Regions from separate parts of the Homo sapiens genome. Here region 1 is linked to region 2. Evidence: chromatin loops called from intact Hi-C (ENCODE). Cell type or tissue: heart right ventricle. All regions are shown on one strand. Each heading gives the region's core, and the rest is flanking DNA. Links, peaks and the distances in the headings are about the cores only.

Region 1 (5,388 bases), core at 125-5,124, 490 kb after region 2:
TTAACGTATTTTTTGACTAATATAGATTCATTTATTGACTTTCAGAAATATTTTGTAATTCAGTTGTAGATAGTTTTTGTTAATTAAGGGTCATAGATCTTAGCCTAGTTAAGACATTAAGATTGGTACTACTCTTCCTTTAAAATGTACCATAACTTGTGCTTCTTCAAAATCGTTGCCAAGCTTAGGTGAACATTTTCTCAGGTGTACATGAGCTTTCTGCTATAGTAAACCTCCCAGCCTAGTGTTTACAGATCTTTTTTCTCATTTTTCAGCTACTTCTGGTTTTCAATCGTTGTCTCCCTCTTTCCTGTGCTAAACTGCAAACTCTGGAAGAGCAAGCAGGCATTATTTCACTTCCACAGTGCATTGAGTACCAAGAACACTGAGGGCACTTATTCTCAAATAGGTATAATGTGGATTCACAAACGTCATACAAAATCATCCTCCTCTAACATTATTATGACAATTCCCTCTAGCTCTAGGTACAATGGAGGGAGAAACAATAATTTATAAAAATAAGTAGAAGAAAGAATTTTCCACCATTCCTGAGGCATTAATAATGTCTTCTAGCATGTGAATGCGTGTCCACGACTCAGTATGTGTCACTTCCTGCTAATTCATTGAGCGGGTCCAGCATTTCAAGTATAAAACAAAAGACACAATTGAACCTTCCAGAGTCTTTGACAGAGTGCCCTACTCCCTTTCTCAGAAGTACCTCAGTACTCCCAAGGCTTCTTGCCATAGCCATGTCTCAAGCAATTGTTTTAAGCTGTTTAATTAATAAAGTCACTTAAAGGAATCATTGTGCTCATGGATACTACTTATTAAACTTAAGATAACCAACTAGATTTAATCCCTGAGTTCAAGGAGAGGTTAACATGCAGCCCTTTAGTCTTCCTAGCTAAAATAAAGACCAAGACGGCAACAGATAGCTAAATCAGGTTTCCCGCTTCCAGGCATCGAAATGCTCACGGAAGAAAAAAAAAAAAAAAAAAAAAAAAGTCATACCATTTAAAAACAATTAACTTCCATACAAAAATAACTCCATACTTCCAAAATGAGAGTTTTATAAATGAATTAACAGGTCTAAACAACAACAGAACAAAAGCCTGATCTGCAAACTAGAGAGTATCATTCAATTTATTCTTTTTTTCATTCACATATACATAAAAGATGCGAGGCTATTAATAAAATAGAAATTAATTTTAAGAGTCTGAAGATTTTAGAAAACATTACTATGTTTCCCTATTAAGTATTGCCTGAACAATTTGTGTTTGCCTTCCTTGAGATCTTTTTTTTTTTTTTTTTTTTTGAGACAGAGTCTCGCTCTGTCTCCCAGGCTGCAGTGCGGTGGCGCCTCTCTGCTCACCGCAAGCTCTGCCTCCCGGGTTCACGCCATTCTCCTGCCTCAGCCTCCCAAGTAGCTGGGACTACAGGCGCCCGCTACCACACCCGGCTAATTTTTTGTATTTTTTAGTAGAGACGGGGTTTCACCATGTTAGCCAGGATGGTCTCAATCTCCTGACCTCGTGATCCGCCCACCTCGGCCTCCCAAAGTGCTGGGATTGCAGGCGTGAGCCACCACGCGCGGCTGAGCTCTTTATTTTTTTTCCTCAACTTTTACTTTAAATTACAGGGTACATGTGCATGATGCGCAGGCTTGCTACATAGGTAAGTGTGTGCCATGGTAGTTTGCTACACAGATCAACCCATCACCCAGGAATTAAGCCCAGCATCCATTCGCTATTCTTCCTGGTGCTCTCCTTCCCCCCTCCCCCACTGACAGGCCCCAGTGTGTATTGTTTCCCCCAGTGTGTCCAGGTGTTGTCATCATTCAGCTCCCTTTTATAAGTGAGGACATATGGTGTTTGGTTTTCTGTTCCTGGGTTAGTTTGCTGAGGAAAAACAGCTTCCAGATCCATCCATGTTCCTGCAAAGGACATGATCTCATTCCTTTTTGTGGCAGCATAGTATTCCATGGTATATATGTACCACATTTTCTTTATTCAGTCTATCTTGATGGGCAATTGGGTTAGTTGATTCCATGTGTTTGTTATTAAACTAAAGAGCTTCTGCACAGCAAAATAAACTATCATCAGAGTGAACAGACATCCTACAGAATGGGAGAAAATTTTTGCAATCTATCCATCTGACAAGGGTTTAATATCCAGAGTCTACAAGAAACTTAAATTTACACACACACAAAAACAAACAACCCCATTAAAAAGTGGGCAAAGGATATGAACACACACGTCTCAAAAGAAGACATTCATGTGGCCAAAAAACATATGAAAAAAAGCTCAACATCACTGATCATTAGAGAAATGCAAATAAAAAACCACAATGAGATACGATCTCACTCCAGTCAGAACGGCAATTATTAAAAAGTCAGAAAACAACAGATTCTGGTGAGGATAAGGAGAAAAAGGAATGCTTTATACTGTTGGTGGAGTGTAAATTAGTTTAACCCTTGTGGAAGACAGTGTGGTATTCCCCAAAGACCTAGAGGCAGAAATACCATTTGACCCAGCAGTTCCATTACAGGGTACATACCCAAAGAATTATAAATCATTCCGTTATAAAGATATATGCATGCATATGTTCACTACAGCTCTTTATTTTCTTAACAATCTATGATAAACTTTCTTACATTCTATTCTTAAGTTTTTTTGGCTTTAGATTCCTAAGGTATTTTATTTTCTGTTACATAAGGTGTTCTAGAGTTCATACTCAAGTATGAACTTTCAGAGTAAATTTCTGTAAGTTTACTAAAATATTTTCTGCAATCAGAATGTAAAACTGTACACATTGTTTTATTTATTCATTGTATTTAACAATTTACCAGTCATCTGCAAAATTCCAACCTACTACATTATTTGAAAATATGTACTACTCATTTGTTATAATTCTAGCATATGCTCTTCCTTCATTTACAATTTATTTTTATGTAATTAAAGTATTGACTATGGCAATGGAGGCAGATTAACATTTTAATATAATTGAAAGCCAGGTTTTTAGAAATAAGGAAGAAAGAAGCAGTCTATTCTTCCCTTTCTTTTCTCACCAACCTGTAAGAGTATTTAGGGTCCTGGAACAGTATCTTGGTTTTAACTACCTAAAGATCTAATGCTGAAGATGCTATTGCCCTGATTGCTCCATGCAGCCTTTCACACATAACAGTAAATTGGCCCCACATCTACCCATTCATGATCTACAAGTCAATTGACTCTTCTTTTTTTTTTTTTTTTCTTTTTTTTTAACAATCTCATCAGTAGATGATTATATTTTTCTTTTGGTAAAGAAGAACCAACCCCACCTTTCAGTTCAGTTAAGAAGCTTTTTGCTCTTCCATCCAAATGGGCTTTCTTGGACAGGAGTTTTATCTTGAATACCAAAATGCTTCTGTCCCAGAAACCAGGAAATAGCCATAACAAAGTTCTGGGTACTAGACTTTTAAAGTATAGGGACTAATAAATTCACTAACTTTCCCATCTTTCTTCTCAGCTCCTGCTCACAATGCTCCTAGAGATTGGTAACAGCAATTTCCAATGTCCTAATGCTAGACAAAACTTGACTGACTCTTGCCAGTGTCCTTCTTGGAATCGGAAGTGAGATAAATCCAGTTTGGGGGAAGCCATTTTTGAAGCAGGCAAAGCTAGCCTTCAAAGAGGGAAAGAAGACTCAGCTTCAGAGAGATAGTGCTATGGATTAAATGGTTTGTTCACTCAAAAATTGATGTTGAAACTTAATCCCTCCAACATTCTGGTGTTGCCAATGTGGTAGTACCAAGAAGTCTGGCCTTTAAGAAGTAATTTGGCCATGAGGGCTGCTCCCTCATTAACGGAATTAAGTTTCTTTTAAAAGAGGCTTCATGCAGCACAGTGTTCACCTACTTTTCTCTTCCCCATTTCTGCCATGTGAGGACACAGCATTCCCCTCCTCCAAAGGATGCAGCTTTCACCAGACACCAAATGGTGGTGCCTTGGTCTTGGATTTCCAGGCCCCAGAAGTGTGAGAAATAAATGTCTGCTCTTTATAAATTACCCACTCAATAGTACAGTAGTCCCTTCCTCATCCACAAGTGATACATTCCAAGACCCCCAGTGGATGCCTGAAACCACAAATAGTACCGAACTTTATATACTGTTTTTTCCTCTCTATACATACATGTTAAAGTTTAATTCATAAATTAGGCACAGTAAGAGATTAACAATAAATAATAATAAAGTAGAAAAATTATAAGAATATAATTTCACCAATAGAAGATTCATTCTTACTGTAGATCTTAGCAAGCTCAGCATATTAAGAACTTTCATCTTTTCACTTAAAGGAAGCACTATATGGCTTCTCTTTAGCAAATCCTAATTTCTAGCTTACTACTTTTGCACTTTGGGGCCATTATTAAGTAAAATAAGTATGACTTAAACACAAGCACTGGGATACTGTGACAGTTGATGTGATAAGAAGATGGCTACTAAGTAACTAACAGGCAGGCAGCATAGACGGCATGGACGTGCTGCAGAAAGGGATGCTTCACGTTCAGAGTGGGATGAAACAGAACGGCATGAGATTTCATCACACTACTCAGGATGGCATGCAACTTAAAGTTTATGAATTGTTTATTTCTGGAATTGTCAATTTAATATTTCCAGACTGTGGTTTATCATGGATAACTGAAACCATGAATAAGGAGGTACTGTGTCCGGAAATGGTGGGTTCTTGGTCTCATTGACTTCAAGAATGAAGCCGCGGACCCTCGCAGTGAGTGTTACAGCTCTTAAGGTGGCGCCTCTGGAGTTTGTTCCTTCTGATGTTCGGATGTGTTCGGAGTTTCTTCCTTCTGGTGGGTTCGAGGTCTCACTGGCTCAGGAGTTAAGCTGCGGACCTTGGCAGTGAGTGTTACAGCTCTTAAGGCAGCACGTCTGGAGTTGTTCCTTCCTCCTGGTGGGTTCGTGGTCTCGCTGGCTTCAAGAGTGAAGCTGCAGACCTTCACGGTGAGTGTTACAGCTCATAAAGGCAGTGTGGACCCAAAGAGTGAGCAGCAGCAAGATTTATTGCAAAGAGCAAAAGAACAAAGCTTCCGCAGTGTGGAAGGGGACCCCAGTGGGTTGCCACTGCTGGCTCTGGCAGCCTGATTTTATTCTCTTATCTGGCCCCACCCACATCCTGCTGATTGGTCCATTTTACAGAGAACCGAGTGGTCTGTTTTGACAGGGTGATGATTGGTGCGTTTATAATCCCTGAGCTAGACACAGAGGTTCTCCGACCCCACTAGATTAGCTAGATACAGTGTCCACACAAAGGTTCTCTAAGTCCCCACCAGAGTAGCTAGATACAGACTGTCGATTGGTGCATTCACAAACCCTGAGCTAGACACAGAGTGCT
Region 2 (5,388 bases), core at 115-5,114:
GAGTGTGAATATGTAGGTGTTTGCTTTTGAGTTACAGCAAGAAATAGTCTGGGATTTTAAAGTCCCGTGCAAAACAATTTCACAGGCTCTTGAATGTGACATGAACATGAATGTAACAAATCCTTTATTATTACTCTTTCTTCACTTACTTGACACAATTATTCAAATTGTTTAGAAAAAATGTATAATATTTCAGAATGCTTTAAGAATTCCGTGTTCTCCTTAAGGTTGATCTACTTTATTCATTTTGAAGATGATCTACTTTATTCATTTATTCTATTTTGGAATGGTTAATATTCAAATACTGTGTCAGGCTTTACATTAGAATACAGTCATTTTTCCAAAAAAAAAGTGATTTTGGTATATTTATTTAGAAATCTAAAATATAATCTAGCCATGATATTGTATAAAGTGAGCCAATTTTGGAGGTTGCTAGAATCAAAGTTGAAGGTGAGCTAATTTTTTTCCCAAACAGAAAACTTTTTCAAAGTTAATTATAGATGAAAAATTACCAACAATACCAACAGATTGTCAGAGTAAAAATTTGAGTTGCTCTGCTTTTGAACACTAGGAGGGCAAAATACTGGCTGGTTTGAAAAGAGAAATGTGAATGAGAAGGTACAAAAATGAATGTTAAGTTAATCTCTTGTTTTTACCTAGCATGTGGGGGTTGCAAAAAGTGCAATCTGTGTCTTTATTTTCTTTAGATTAAAATGGTTTTTCTCAAAGGTCTCTCTCTCTCTCCCTCTATTTGTTCCTCTCCATTCCTGGCTCTTTTTCTCCTCTGGCAAACCAAAGTTTGAGGTTAAGTTTAAGTGGAGCCAAGAAATTTCTGGCTTAGGACACATTTGGCTTAGAATGAAGATTCCCATTCAACCCTTGGATCCGAAAATGACAGCTCGAACAAAACTAACACCACTTCAGCCTAAACCACATGATCGTGCTCCTCTTTAGGGGCCTGACTTTCTAGTTCACAGTGGGCAGGACAAAGTGTTACTAACATGAGCATGCAGAGAAGGGATAAATACCCATCTTGTGGTAATTTATGGATTGATCCAGTAGGGTAAGTGCAAATAGTTTGGCCTAACTACCTCCTTTTGTTATGGATAGCACCCCTTGGTAAACACAAATTTTATTTTTACTTAGAGCCCATTACAAGCCATATGGGAATCTTACCAATGCTACATGCCAGTAATGTTGGTTTAAATGCCTATAAAGTTTCCCTAGATGATCAGACTTCTATTACGTCATTACATCGATGTCCTTGGAAGAATGTTCAGAGAACCAATGCAGAGGAAAGGGTAGGGAAGCTCTCAGGAGAGCTTCATTGTAAATATAACCCTCTCTTCTTTATAATAGACTGAATATTGAGGATAACTTAGGAACTGACACACACATTATGTAATAAATTATTTTCATTTTGTCTGTTTGGCACGATTTTGGTAACTCCTTCTGTGTCTGCTCAAGCATCAGTTCCCCATATGTTGGAGGTGTCTATGCGTTTATTAGTCAGATTGGGTTGGCTGCGATTTGCAGTGTTTACCTTCACAATAGCCGTGTTCACTATATATTTCTTGAACGGGAACTTGCGCACTGCTTCCCATTTGCCTTCAATCACTAGCAGATGCAGAACAGTCAGATCATTTCCTTTTAACTGGCCTAAGGGATTAAAGGAATTCAGAGGAATTCTAAACCGAGTGGTAACTCTGTGTTGCCTGACTTCACTTCTTGAACCTTAAGCCTAAGAGGCTCGGGTAACATAATTTGACTCTTCTAAAGTGTTTGCTTCCTTTCCTTTGTTTATCTTTTAAGCTTCAACCTTCACTTACTCGTTTATTCTTACACATTCATGCTATGAGTGAATTGGTGTTGGAAGAAGTACAGCATAAGAAATTAATCTTGGTATTTCTATTAATGCTTCTTCTGACATTTTTCAAAAGACTACAGCATTGCATAGCAGACAAGTTCTTGGAGTCAAGAGAGCCAGGATCAGGTTCTGGCTCTGCACCTAGCCCACAGATGACTGAAGGCTGAGAGTGCCCTCTTAGTCTCTGGTTCCTCGTCAACAGACAATGGCTCTTAGACATCATGACCATGACCTCCCTGTCTGTGGTTACCTTCTCCAACTTCTACCTTTTGAAGTTACCTTAATTTCAAAATTGTAGATATGCACATAGATGCATGTACACATACACACATATATTAGGTCCCAAAATAGATCTGAGAATCTAGAAACAGAAAGGAGAAAACAACACTGTAAGGAGCATATGATGAAGCAGAAACTAATGAAAATGAAAAGACTGGTCATGTTGAACATGAAAATTTGGGAAAACAGAAAAAGGAGAAAAGCAAGGTAGGACCTGGAAAATACAGAAGCAAATTATAAGGAAAATAAATACAATCTTAAACCTCACTTTTCTTCACTTTTTTCCTCTAACAGGGAAATTCTATATAGATATTTTTATGGATTTATCTCTAAGTTAGACCCTGAGGTCTAGTTCTGGCCAAGAAAATATTCCCTGCTGAAGACAGAGGCCACATTTCTTTGTGGCTGAGAGTGACTGATTAAACACAGAATGTGTTGGGGCTTCTAAGACTTAGATCATTCACTCAATATATTTTCCAAAAGAAACCCTAGAATGAGGTAAGTGTTGAATTAGGATTACTGTCAGAATCCCGCAATTATTGCAAAATAGGCTTTTGTGAAATAGGATTGGGCCAGCACCCAACCTTGTCATTTTGCCAAACAAATTGGCCATTCACTTTGAAAGCTCTCTATACTTATAAAAGAACTACTAATGATATATTTCCTATTCATTTTCTTTTAATTCTTATATGATTGCCTGTTAAATATTATTTGAGGTCCAGAGCTATTTCAGATGGTTTATAAGTCTTATTTTAAGAGAAAGAAAATTACGTCCTGCAGTTTGGACGTTAGTTATAGGATCAGTGTGGATTGTAAGTCCAAATGTATAAGGTTTTGAAAAAAAGTTTCAAATGTCCAAAGCTCTATTATGCAGTATTTCTAAGCAAAATTGTTATGGTAATCTAGAAAACTCTTAAAAAAACAAAGACTTACTGATGCAATAAAATATTATCTCTAGTATGTTTCTTATTTTCATTTTGCAAAAAGAAAAAACAAAAAACTCAATTAAAAATGCATGCAGTTTTGAGCAGCAGTCATGCAGCTTACTGAATGAAGCTTTTTTATTTCTGACAACTTTATGAAACAGGTTAACATTGAACACCACGTCTAACTTCTAATATTCAAGGGTGCCACAGTCTAGTTGCTTAAACATGCCCTTTCTCATTTTGTTAATTACAATGCAGAGACTGACCAGGTGTGAAAACTGGAACACTGGGTATCTCCATCAGTTTATGTATTCATTTGGTTTGTTACTATAAACTGCTGGCTGACATTGTCACACAGTTCCTCTTCCTCTCACAAGTGTGGCTATCTTGCTTTCACCACAGTACAACTGGATTCAGTAGAAACAAAATAGCCCAATAAAACAGATGAATTCTGCTTCTTCTTTCCTTGCCCTGCCCTTTTGGCAGACAGTCAAAATTTTTTCTGTGCCAGTATTATTTTGGGTTAAAACTTTTTTTCAATGACATAAAATTCATTAGAATGACAATCTGTACAAATAAATATTTTACTGAAATACTTTACCTATTACTATGAATTTATACATGGCAGGCACTCAGAACAGTTTCTGGCACACAATATGCTCTCAATAACATTAGCTGTTCTTGTTGTATTTTATTACTATTAACATGATTCTTTCTATCTCCCCAGACCTTATTCCTTCCAATGAGGAAAGCTAGCTGGAAATCAGTCTGCCAAACCCATAAAAGAGAGGTGAGAAGGAGGGTATATATAGCAGAGAGTGAACATGAGTTCATGGGACATTCTCAATTTCAGATAACATTTTTTGAGCACTTTCTATGTGCTCTTTATATATTTTATCATAGACTTCTCTCAAAATCTCAAAGAAGTAGTTATTATTATTCTTGTTTTAAAGATGAGGAAAATGAGGTTGAGAAAGGTTAAATTGTCTGTGGTTGCAATCTAGAAATTTGAAGAGCTGGAGTCCAGGTCAAAAGTTTTCAAAACCCATGCTCATAACTACTCTTCTAGACTGCCTCCTTGTTCTGTGCCTTCAAGATGTACTCCATGTTCTCAGCCTGTAATTGAACTAGCATGATGCCTGGGACATCATAGGTCCTCAATGAATTTGTGTTAAATTGGTTTGGTCCCTATGATGCAGCGATCCTCAACCTTTTTGGCACCAGTAACCTGTTTTATGGAAGTCAATATTTCCACGGATGGGGTGGAGGGATGGTTTTGGGACGATTCCAGCACATTATATTTATTATGTACCTTATTTCTTTTATTATTACATTGTCATATATAATGAAATAATTATACAACTCACCATAATGTAGAATCAGTAGAAACCCTGAGCTTGTTTTCATGCAACTAGATAGTCCCATCTGGGGTTGATGGGAGATAGTGACAGATCATCAGGCATTAGATTCTCATAAGTAACCTGCAAACTAGATCCCTCTCATGCACAGTTTACAGTAGTGTTTGAGCTCCTGTGAGAATCTAATGCCACCAGTGCTCTGACAGGAGGTGGAGCCCAGGCGGTAATGCGAGCGATGGGAAGTGCCTGTAAATACAGATGAAGCTTCACTCGCTTGCCCACCACTGACCTCCTGCTGTGTATCCTGGTTCCTGGGGATTGGGGACCCCTGCTATGATGTATGTGGTTCTGTATTTATTGTTTTGTGAAACACAGTGAGCTGTAATAATAGATATGATTTATATGATGGCCACCATATGCCAGTTACTGAGTCTTTCTATTTACACACATTTTCTCATTTATTTCCTGTAATAACACACTTATAGAAGAGGCATTGTTGGCCAGACAGAATGGCTCACGCCTGTAATCTCAGCACTTTGGGAGGCCAAGGTAGGCGGATCACTTGAGGTCAGGAGTTCTGCCTGAGCAACTTGGCAAAATCCTGTCTGTATAAAAAATACAAAAAAGAGCCAGGTATGTTGGTGTGTACCTGTAGTCCCAGCTACTCGAGAGGCTGAGGTGGGAGGGTGGCTTGAGCACAGGAGGCAGAGGTTGCAGTGAGCTGAGATTGCTACACTGTACTGCAGCCTGGGTGACAGAGCCAGGCCCTGTCTCAATAAATAAATAAATAAATAAATAAATAAATAAATAAATAAGACATCATTATGCCAGTATTGTACGTGAAGAATTTGAGATTCCAAATGCTTATACAATGTCCCATAATAAATAACAGAGCCAGGATGGAACCTGGTTCCTGGGGATTGGGGACCCCTGCTATGATGTATGTGGTTCTGTATTT

Evidence for each region. Peaks named below come from ENCODE experiments on the same cell type or tissue, not always from the same donor. Only the 100,000 strongest peaks of a DNase experiment are listed, where the experiment ranks them.
Region 1: it touches region 2 in a loop (6-fold over the local background); 1 of 110 quality-filtered maps calls a loop at or near these places.

Annotation. Positions count from the first base shown.
Region 1 is chr5:125,089,226-125,094,613 of GRCh38, reverse strand. The region is part of intron 2 of LOC101927421 (a long non-coding RNA gene); the gene reads right to left. Among named protein-coding and RNA genes, the nearest start is that of ZNF608, 350 kb to the right of the region's middle. In heart right ventricle, for the core only: no CTCF peak of the experiment used is centred there; no DNase peak of the experiment used is centred there.
Region 2 is chr5:125,579,818-125,585,205 of GRCh38, reverse strand. All of the region lies in intron 3 of LINC02240 (long intergenic non-protein coding RNA 2240), which reads right to left. The region is part of intron 8 of LOC124901056 (a long non-coding RNA gene); the gene reads left to right. Among named protein-coding and RNA genes, the nearest start is that of LINC02240, 89 kb to the right of the region's middle. In heart right ventricle, for the core only: no CTCF peak of the experiment used is centred there; a DNase peak (open chromatin) is centred at 2,720; H3K27ac peaks cover 1,422 bases.